2 separate regions of the Homo sapiens genome follow, and region 2 is linked to region 1. The links are chromatin loops, found by intact Hi-C in ENCODE. Cell type or tissue: IMR-90. All regions are shown on one strand. Links, peaks and the distances in the headings refer to the core of each region. The heading gives the core; the rest is flanking DNA.

What was found. A loop is a pair of places that touch in the nucleus more often than their neighbours do. Peaks named below come from ENCODE experiments on the same cell type or tissue, not always from the same donor. Only the 100,000 strongest peaks of a DNase experiment are listed, where the experiment ranks them.
Region 2: it touches region 1 in a loop (6-fold over the local background); 80 of 110 quality-filtered maps call a loop at or near these places.

The regions. Positions count from the first base shown.
Region 1 is chr4:103,006,257-103,011,641 of GRCh38, reverse strand. The region is part of intron 1 of SLC9B1 (solute carrier family 9 member B1); the gene reads left to right. Among named protein-coding and RNA genes, the nearest start is that of SLC9B1, 11 kb to the left of the region's middle. In IMR-90, for the core only: a CTCF peak has its summit at 2,325 (motif pointing right); a DNase peak (open chromatin) is centred at 2,351.
Region 2 is chr4:102,429,039-102,434,423 of GRCh38, reverse strand. The region is part of intron 2 of NFKB1-AS1 (NFKB1 antisense RNA 1); the gene reads left to right. Among named protein-coding and RNA genes, the nearest start is that of NFKB1, 70 kb to the left of the region's middle. In IMR-90, for the core only: a CTCF peak has its summit at 2,852 (motif pointing left); DNase peaks (open chromatin) are centred at 2,923 and 4,723; H3K4me3 peaks cover 1,020 bases; H3K27ac peaks cover 152 bases.

The sequences.
Region 1 (5,385 bases), core at 91-5,090:
TAGATTTCAAAGGAGGTCACAGAGAACCTTGGGGCCCAGGCACAGAACTGCCAGAGGTGTGAGGTCAGCACAGAGAGTCACCACTAGGGCAGTGCCTACAAGAGCTGTGGAGTCAGGGATACCGCAGAGAGCCCCCATAAGAGCAATGCCTAGTGGAGCTATGGGGGCAGAGCCACCACCAAGACTGTAGGCCACTAGAGATACCAGTGTGCAATTCCTGCCTGGGAGAGCGACAGGCATGTGATGCCAACATGTGAGAACTGGTGCATGGTCTGCTCCCCCTAAAGCCATGCAGGCAAGGCTCCCAGGAGACATGGGGGCTCAACCCCTTCCCCATTGTATGCAGAAGGCAGGACATGGAGTCAAAGAAGATTATTCTCAAGTCTCAAGATTTAATGTTGTTTGCCTTGCTGGGTTTGGGACTTACTTGGAACTTATTACCCCTTTCTCCTTTTCTATTTCCTCCCTTTTGAAAAGGGAATATCTATCTTTCCTCTGTCTGTCCCACTATTGTATTTTAGAATGATATAACTTGCTTGATATCATAGGCTTACAGCTGGAGAGCAATTTGCCTCAGGATGAATCAAACCTTGAGTCTCACCCATATCTGATTTAGATGAGACTCTGGACTCTGGACTTTTGAGTTGGTATCGGAAACAGTTAAGACTTTTGGAGCTACTGGGATGGAACAAGTGTGTTTTATATGTGAGAAAGACATGAATTTGTTGTGGGGGAAGGGGCAAAATGCTATGGTTTGAATGTTTGTGTCCCTCCAATTTCATGTTGAAACTTAATCCCCAATGCAACAGTATTAAGAGCTGGGGCCTTTAGGAGGTGACTAGGTCATGAGGGCTCTGCCCTCATAAATGGATTAATGCCCTTATAAAATAAGTGGAGGGAGCTAGCTAGCCCCTTTTCGCCCTTCTGTCTCTTCCAACATGTAAAGATACAGCATTTATTTCCTCCAGAAGATGCAGCATTCAAGGCACCATTTTGGAAGCAGAGATCTGAGCTTTTACCAGATGCCAAATCTGTCAGCACTTTGATCTTGGATTTTCCAGCCTCCAGAACTGTGACAAAATAAATTTTTGTTATTTATAAATTACCCAATCTTGAGGATTTTGTTAAAGCAACACAAATAGACTAAGACACTACTATGGTTTGAATGTTTGTCCCCTCCAAAACTCATGTTGATTGTAACAGTATCAAGAGGTGGGACCTTTAAGAGGTTATTAGGCCTTGAGGGCTGTGCCCACATGGGTGAGGTTAATTTCATTATAAAAGGACAAGTTCTGCCACCCATTTGCGTCCCTTACCCTTATACCTTCTGCCATGTGAGGAGGACATAGACTCCCTCCCCTCCAGAGAATGGAACAAGAAGGCCCTCTCAAGATGCTGGGGTGCCTTGATCTTGAACTTCTCAGCCTCCAGAACTATGAGAAAGAAATTTTTTTCATTATAAATTATCCAATCTGTGGTATTCTGTTACAGCATACAAAATGACCTAAGACAGACACCGTGTCACTTTATTGTGGCAACAAGATCTAGGCACCCGAAAACGGTTTAAAATCAAGGTACTATCTGACTAATGAGATCAAATCCTAAATACTATTAGGAATTTTAACAATGACAGTCAATTTGAATTATAGTAGTAGAAGTTTAGCCCAGATTTGTATTGTCCTGATTAAATAATAATACTAGGTAGTCATTATCTTAAAAAAAATACTGACCTAGTTTGAATGCCTTTTATAAAGAGTATTCTGTTATGCATGCATGTAGGTCTCAAATTCATTTGTTCAGAAAGATGTATACTGTGGTTGTTTATAATTGTGTTAATCTTTTATCTGACCTCAAGAAGAGTTCTTTGTTTGAAAGGCAGCAATAGTTCCAAAGATTCCAAAGCAATACATACTCACAACTGTTGATGCATATGTTTTACCTAACATTAATTGAATAAGTATGTGTTAAATGCCTACTACATGTCAGCAATGCATAGTAGATAAGAGAATAGACTATATTTAAACACACTGGAATTGAAAATCCCAGCTTTGCCACTCTCAGTGGAAGGAAAAGAGCTGCAGTCTCATTTAGAATAATTTATACTGAATTCCATATACATTATGATTTTTAAAGGAAATTTCAGTTCTTATTTAGCCAATTATTAATGCTGTTGTCAAATTTAATTGGCATACCTTTCTTTAGAGGAGAGAGGTGAGGAATTATTTAAAAGTATTTAGCTGGGCTACAAAGTAAATCATCCACATTTAGAAGAGTACAAGTTGGCCATAAAGTTTTGCTGAATGATCTGTGATATGTAGTCACTAGATGTCACTGTTGCACAACATTGCTCCAAAAGCATAAACCCATAGTATTGTGTATGGACACACCAAGGAAAGACAAGTTGTTTATATTAAGTGATACATATGCACATACATGGTATTTAAGAAATGAAGTTCCCAAGAAGTACGTATTGCTATTCTTTCAGCCTATTTCTTGGTATGCCCCTCAGATAATAGAATCATAGACTTAAAACTGTTAAAGCCTGGCCAGGCGCAGTGGCTCACACCTGTAATCCCAGTACTTTGGGAGGCCAAGGTGGGCGGATCACGAGGTCAGGAGATCAAAACCATCCTGGCTAACACGGTGAAACCCGTCTCTACTAAAAATACAAAAAATTAGCCAGACGTGGTGGCACGCGCCCGTAGTCCCAGCTGCTCGGGAGACTGAGGCAGGAGAATCGCTTGAACCCGGGAGGCGGAGGTTGCCGTGAGTCGAGATTGCGCCACTGCACTCCCGCCTGGGCTACAGAGCGAGACTCCGTCTCAAAAAAAAAAAAAAAAAAAAGAAACTGTTAAAGCCCTTAGATCATCTAAGATCCTCACTCCCTACGTCACTTTATAGGTTTGGAATCGAGCAGAGAGATGAAATGACAAGAAATTTACTCAATATGATGTATCAGGGTCAGGTGCGATGTCTCATGCCTGTAATCCCAGCACTTTGGAAGGCTGAGGCTGGCGGACCACTTGAGATCAGGAGTTTTAGACCATTCTGGCCACCATGGTGAAACCCCATCTCTTCCAAAAAATAAAAAAACTAGACGGACACAGTGACTCACGTCGGTAGTCCCAGCTACTCGGGAGGCGGAGGTTGCAGTGAACCCAGATCGCACCACTGCACTCCATCCTGGGCGGTGAGATTCTGTCAAAAAAAAAAAAAAAAGTAGCAAATGAAAAACAGAGAACTTAGATTGCCCAGTTCTTTTTACAATACCACACTGTGTCCATTATTAATATATAATCAAACAGACATTCTAAAAAACCAAGGTGAAAATGGAACTTCTAAATCCATCAAAATTTTTCACTATTTTGAAAGCAAAGCCTAGCAATATAACAGCAGTACAGACTTCTAATAAGTTTTAAATACCATAGCTTTTGCTATAAGTTGTACAAACATCTCACTTAATTCCCATAATAGCAAGATATGTATATATGTGTGTTTATGTATGTACTTATATCTACCTCATTCCGAAAAGGATTTTAAGAAGCTTATTGAAATAAGTAAAGCATAAAAATTTTTTAAACTGAGCTGATCATTTATATGTAAGACACTGGAATATAAACCAGTAAGAAGTCTTATTTTTGTTAGTACAAAAAGCAGGCCATAATTTCTAATAAACTTATCCAGTCAACTCATATTTGGGTGTCTGTCCTCAAATGTGATTCTGCTTTCCCTAGCTGTGAATATGAAGAAAAACAGATAGTACTATGCCCAATAAAAGCTGATGAGATTTGGGAGGCCAAGGCAGGAGGATCACTTGAGCCCAGGAGTTCAAGACCAGCCTGGGCAACATAGGGAGACCCCGTCCCTACAAAAAATTAACCAGACATGACATGTCTGTAGTCCCAGCTACTTGGGAGGCTGAGGTGGGAGGATCACTTGAGCTGGGGAGTTGGAGACTGCAGTGAGCCATGATCACACCACCGCACTCCAGCCTGGGTGACAGACAGAGTGAGAACCCATCTCTCCAGAAAAAAAAAAAAAAAAAAAAAAGATGACAAGAGATTGTAAATTACCCAAGATCATACAACCAGTATATTTCTGATTTCAAGGCTGTTATGCATTTATAGTGATGCCAAGATACTGTAGCATGAAATGTTTTTCCCTTTGTGTCATATCTGATTTCTTTCAGCAGTGTTTTGTAATTCTCATTGTAGAGATCCTTCACTTCCCTGGTTAGCTGTATTCCTAGGGTATTTTCTTTTTGTGGCTGTTGTATATGGAATCTTGTTCTTGATTTGGCTCACAGCTTGGACTTGTTGGTGTATAGAAATGCTACTGATTTTGGTACATTGATTTTGTATCCTGAAAATTTTCTGTAGTTTTTTATATCTAGGAGCTTTTGGGCAGAGACTATGGGGTTTTCTAGGTGTAGAATCATATCATCTACAGACAGAGATTGTTTGACTTCCTCTCTTCCTACTTGGATGCCTTTTCTTTCTTTCTCCTGCCTGATTGTTCTGGCTAGAACTTCCAGTATTATGTTGAATAGGAGTGTTGAAAGAGGGCATCCTCGACTTGCTCTGGTTTTCAAGGGTAATACTTCCAGCTTTTGCCTGTTCAGTGTGATGTTGGCTATGGGTTTGTCATAAACGACATTATTTTAAGATATATTCCTTCATGCCTATTTGTTGAAGGCTTTTAACATGAAGTTATGCTGAATTTTATTAAAAGCCATTTCTGTATCGAGATTATTATATGGTTTTGGGGTTTAGTTCTAATTATGTGATGAATCACAATTATTGGTACATATGTTGAACCAACTTTGCATGCCAGGGATAAAGTCTACTTGATCGTGATGGATTAGCTTTTTCATGTGCTGCTGAATTCCATTTGCTAGTATTTTGCTGAGGATTTTTGCATCAGTGTTCATCAAGGATATTGGCCTTTTTCTTTTTTATTGTGTCTCTGCCAGGTTTGGGTATCAGGATGATGCTATCCTCATAGAATGACTTGGGGAGTTCTTCCTCTTCAATTTTTTGGAATATTTTCAGTAGGAATGCTACCAGGTCTTCGTTATATATCTGGCAGAATTTGGCTGTGAATCATTCTGGTCCTGGGCTTTTTCTAGTTGGTAACCTTTTTATTACTGATTCAATTTCAGAATTCATTATTTGTCTGTTCAGGATTTTAATTTCTTCCTGGTTCAATCTTGGGAGGTTGTACGTTTCCAGAAATTTACCCATTTCTTGTAGTTATTCTAATTTGTTTGCATAGAGGTGTTCATAATAGTCTGAGGATTTTTTGTATTTCTCTGGGGTAATGTCCCTTTGTCATTTCCAATTGTGTTTATTGGGATGTTCTCTCTTTTTTTCTTTGTTAGTCTAG
Region 2 (5,385 bases), core at 144-5,143, 580 kb after region 1:
GTAATTTGGATGCTTTTTGTTTATTTTTTTTTGACCCATTGCGCTAGGTCTGATTTCCAGTACTATGTTAAATATAAGTAGTGATAGTGGGCACCCTTACTCTGTTCTTAATCTTTGCGGAAAAGCTTTCAGCTTTCATCATTGAGTGTATTATTTGCAGGTTTGACATTTATGGTCTTCATTGTGTTGAGGTACTTTCTTTCTCTGCCTAATTTGTTGATAGCTTTTATGATGAAATGATGTCGTGTTTTGTGAAATACTTTTTCTGCATTTATTGAGATGATTATATGATTATATGATTTTTATCCTTCATTCTGTTAATGTGGTGTATTACACTGATTGATTTACATATGTTGAACCATCTTTGCATGCCAGGGATAAATCCCACTTGATTGTGGTATGTGATCATTTTAATGTCCTGTTGAATTCAGTTTGCTAGTATTATTTGTGTTGAGGATTTTTGCATCTATATTAATCAGGGATATTGGCCTGTAATTTTTTAAAATAATTTCTTTGTCTGGCTTCAGTACAGGGTAATGTTGGTCTCATAAAATAATTTTGGAAGTGTTTCCTTCTCTTAAATTTTTAAAAGAGTTTGAGAAGAATTGGCATTAATTATTCTTTAAATGTTTGGCAGATTTTACCAGTGAAGCCATCAGGTACTGGGCTTTTCTTTGGTGGGACATTTTTTTTTTTTTATCAGTAATTCAATTTTCTTACTTGGTATTGGTCTGTTCAGAGTTTCTATTTCTTCCTAATTCTGTCTTGGTAAGTTTTATATTAAAAAGAATTTATCCATTTCTTCTAGGTTATCCAATTCGGTGTATAATTTTTCATAGTGGCCTCATCACCTTTCGCCTTTCTGTGGTATTAATTGTAATGCCTCCTTTTTCACTTGTAATTTTATTTGAGTATTCTCTTTTTCTCTTGGTTAGTCTGGCTAAAGGTTTGTCAAATTTGTTTAACTTTTCAAAAAACATTTAGTTTGTTGATCTTTTCTATTGTTATTCTAGTCTCTATTTCATTTATTTCTGCTCTAATCTTTATTATTTCCTTTCTTCTACTACCTTTGGGTTTGGTTTATTCTTTTTTTTTCTAGTTCCTCAAGGTATTCTTTTCTATACCTTGAGGTATAAAGTTCGACTGTTTATCTGAGAACTTTCCTTTTTCTTAATGTTGGCATTTGTCACTATAAACTTCTCTCTTAGAACTGCTTTTGCTGCATCTGATAAGTTTTGGTATGTTGTGTTGCCATTTTTGTTTGTCTCAAGTTATTTTTTAAAATTTCTTCTTTGACCCTTTGGTTGTTCAGGAGTGTTGTTCAATTTGGGGGTGAAGTTTTGGTCACCATCTGTATGGGAGTGGGTGGGAACATGCAGCCTGGTCCTCCCTCTTCTTCTTGGAGGACTCGAGTACTTGAGCTCAGCCATTTACCCCTCCACCCATTATGACAGGCCCCTTTTCAAACAATTTAGCCCACTTGCCTCATGTACCTTCCCAAAGTCCTGATTTTCTGCATATGTGTGAGGAGAGGGTTATTGGTGAAGATCACTTCTACATATTTTTAGTTCCAAAGCACAAAAAGGCTATTTCCTTGCCACCTTCCACCCCCAATGCTATCTCAAAGGTAATCAAATTCTATCAAGACTCAAGGTTTCCAAGCTCAAGTTTTTTCTTGTGAGGAATTAGAATCATTCCAGGGAAAGGACATGGTTTAATTTTCTCCCAGTGAGTACTCAAAAATCAAGGGGATAGTTAAATATTTTTACATATTAATTATAAAAACTATCAGGAAACTAGTTCTGATGGAACTAATGTAATTCTGTTTCTATCAAGCAATCTATAGTTATTCCTTTTTATTTAGTTAAGTCTCATTTAAATATGCTAGCTCTGTTGTAGTTTTGCTTATTGGTGTTAAAGGCAGGGTCTCTGTCCAAAAATGGGCTAGGATATTAAAGGTAAATGAGCATTCCTTTACTTCTTGTCTCAAACCTACCTAGTAGAGGCAGATGTCAGAAGCAAGAGCCCAAAGGAGAAATTAATACATTAACTAGAGTTGGGGCTTCATGCTCCTGCTAACGTTTTTTGTGTGCCTGGTGATCCTTTGACAGTTTTGGAAGATCTGGATTTTGTTTATATTAAGGAAAAGACAAATTTCTATACAAAAAGCCATGGCTCTGTTGGATGCTGATATATCATGTAGCACTTGCTGTTTCCAACTAGGAAAACCTCCTGAACAATGCATCTTGGATTTGTATTTCAGGATGGCATAGAGTATTTCTTTCTGATTGCCAGGATAAATTAGGAAGAGCCCTTAGCCTCAGAAGCAGGATAAAAGGGAGATAGAATGAAAGTCATAGCCCTCCCCTGCCAATATTTCTTCTTTAGCCATTGAAGACAGTACATAAATGAACCTAAGCTGACTCGTTGCCTAAATTTCTCATTGTTTTTTCTGCCTCTAAGTCTTTACTTAGTAAAATTTTGTTAATTAGTAATTATATAGAATCAATACAGTTGGATCCTACTGTGCTAATCACAGGACTTTAGTAGAAGAAGAAAAAATTGGTGAGATTCTTTTGCCTAGGTTGGGCATGCTAATAAAGGAAGCAAGTAGTTATTTTAATATTTTGCTTCTATTTGAGAAATAAATGATGATTAAAAGCATACTTTTTAATGCAATCAGTCTATGTTACAAAGCATATTATTTTAAAAACTGTAGTAATTTTTTTTACTTTTCAACAAAGTTATACCATAAAAAATAGATACTGCCTTTGAACATGAATAAACAATTTTAAAGGGAAATATACTGCCATCTAGTGTCTAACTTTCAGAATATCTGAATTACTGTATTTAGAAATATTTACAACACCGGTAGTACCACATGGTGGCACTATAGACATGTACATTAAAGGGACAACGCCAAATTTATGGGCTATCTGTTTTATCTTGGTCCATAAGTGTTTGTTAAATGTGGCAAATACATTATTTTCCTTTTTAGGTTAGCACTTTATATTTTCTAAGAAAACCTTACATATTTTTGGTACTGCTCTTTTTTTTTTTTTTTTTTTTTTTTGAGGCGGAATCTCTCTCGCCCAGGCTGGAGTGCAGTGGCGCGATCTCAGCTCACTGCAAGCTCCGCCTCCCGGGTTCACGCCATTCTCCCGCCTCAGCCTCCCTCAGCGTCCGGAGTAGCTAGGACTACAGGCGCCCGCTACCACGCCCGGCTAATTTTTTTGTAGTTTTAGTAGAGACGGGGTTTCACCGTGTTAGCCAGGATGGTCTCCATCTCCTGACCTCGTGATCCGCCCGCCTCGGCCTCCCAAAGCGTTGGGATTACAGGAGTGAGCCACCGCGCCCGGCCGGTACTGCTCTTTAAATTTTCATAAGTCAGAAAAAACTCGAATACCTTTATATTTAATTCCTGGTTTGTGAAGTTTTAGGGCTTTAAATACTTTAAACTATATTGTCCTTTCACCTCTTTCCCCCCCTTATTCGGATAACTATAACCGAAACCAGCTTCAACACGGAGAAAAAGGTTTAAAACATTTGCACAAATACTAAATGCAAATATGCAACACATTTCCCACATAATCTAAAAGAAAAAAGAAAAACAACTCAGATGAGACTATCTTATAACAGGGCTCTTTGTATTTAGAAAGTGTGGTGGTGGTGGGGACAACTTCTGTTTTAAGTGCTAAATCCAGTGGGAAAAATTTGCCTCCTCACAAGAACATTTGCCTGAGATGCTGATTCATTACAAAGGGACACAGAGCTTTGGGTTCAGAAAATAAAGAATGCTTCATATGGAAAATTTTGTAATTTATTATGTGAGCATGCTTCAGGTTTCACTTTGCTTTTGGTATCATCAAATGTTGTAGTAGTAACTGTACGAAATGAAATTCATTCTATTTACTCTAATAAGCAGATTCTTGAAGAAACTGCTCTCATAAGCTAAGGTTCCTTATGATTCTGCAAGGAAGAGAAGACTAAAGCAAATCACTGTCTGAAAACATAACAGCTGGCTAAAGTAAGCATTGAACAACACTAAGCACTTCAAAACATCAAGTAAAATTTTGGCATTTAGTATCACATAATGTATATGATCTATATAATATAATATAATATATACATACATAATATCTAGTATAGTGTTTGCAGTTTTGTAAGTCTAATGTATTACAAGAAGCTTAAGATGTAATTATAATGATTTTTATCTAAACACAATTGCTAGTGAAATAGGAAGACTAATTGCCAAAATACTTATTTGGTGTATTCTCTCATCAGTGGTTATCAAGATTTTAAAAACTTATGAGAAATGAGTTCCAAGAGCTTAATCCAGAGTAATACAAGTTTACTTGTTTTGCTTAGCTTTCTTTATCATCCTCTTTGGCTTCTATTCCAAATCTTCATCATTTCCTCAACATTTAACTGCCAATGTTCTCAGTAAACCACCTTGTTAATCTGCTTTTTTTTCTTTTTTTTTTTTTTTTTTGAGATGGAGTCTCGCTGTGTCGCCAGGCTGCAGTGCAGTGACGCGATCTTGGCTAACTGCAACCTCCGCCTTCCGGGTTCAAGCGATTCTCCTGCCTCAGGCTCCCAAAAACCACCTTGTTTCTTACTTGAGAAAGTTACAGTCATCCATCAATTGTCCACCCTGCCCAGCACTTACTAATATATAGACACTTTCTTAACTCCTTTCCACATATTTGGAGGATGATGTGTCCTTCTAGCACAAAGCCAAGCCCTCTCCTGGAGCCCTTGATTCCATTTCTTTCCTCCCCATCTCCATTCCTGGAATGTTGCTTCATCAGTCATTCCCACTCTGTTCTTATCTTCCACCTTAGCCCTTCTGTTGGCTCCAATCCTGAGTCCATACACCCCAAATCTTTCTCATCCTTAAAAAATGAACAAACGAAATACCCCAAAACAACAAAAAATAAATTCTCATGACCACAAAACAAAACAAACACAGCAAACAGAAAGTCAGCCCTTTCTTGACCACAAATTCTCTTTTGTCTTTCATTCCATCTTTTTTCTTCCTTTTTGTCCATGAGTTGCCACTGCTTTTCCACTCCCTTTTCACTCCTTAACTGACTGATCTCTAATTTTCTCTCCCATCACTAGACTAATACAATTCGTGAATGTTGCCAATGATCATTTTAACTCATCTTATTGGCCCTACTTGCCAAATTTGGGAAAATTGGTCACAGCCTCTTCTTGAAACTGTTTGATGTTTGCCGCTTTCTGATAATCTCTTCTTGGTCTTCTCCTAATCTGCTCATTTCATAATTTTTTTTTTCCTGTTTGATTCTCAGATTTTCCCTCTTCCCCTTGTACATCAAAAAATTTTAAACCCAGGTTCTTTAGTGATCCACAGGCCTCCTG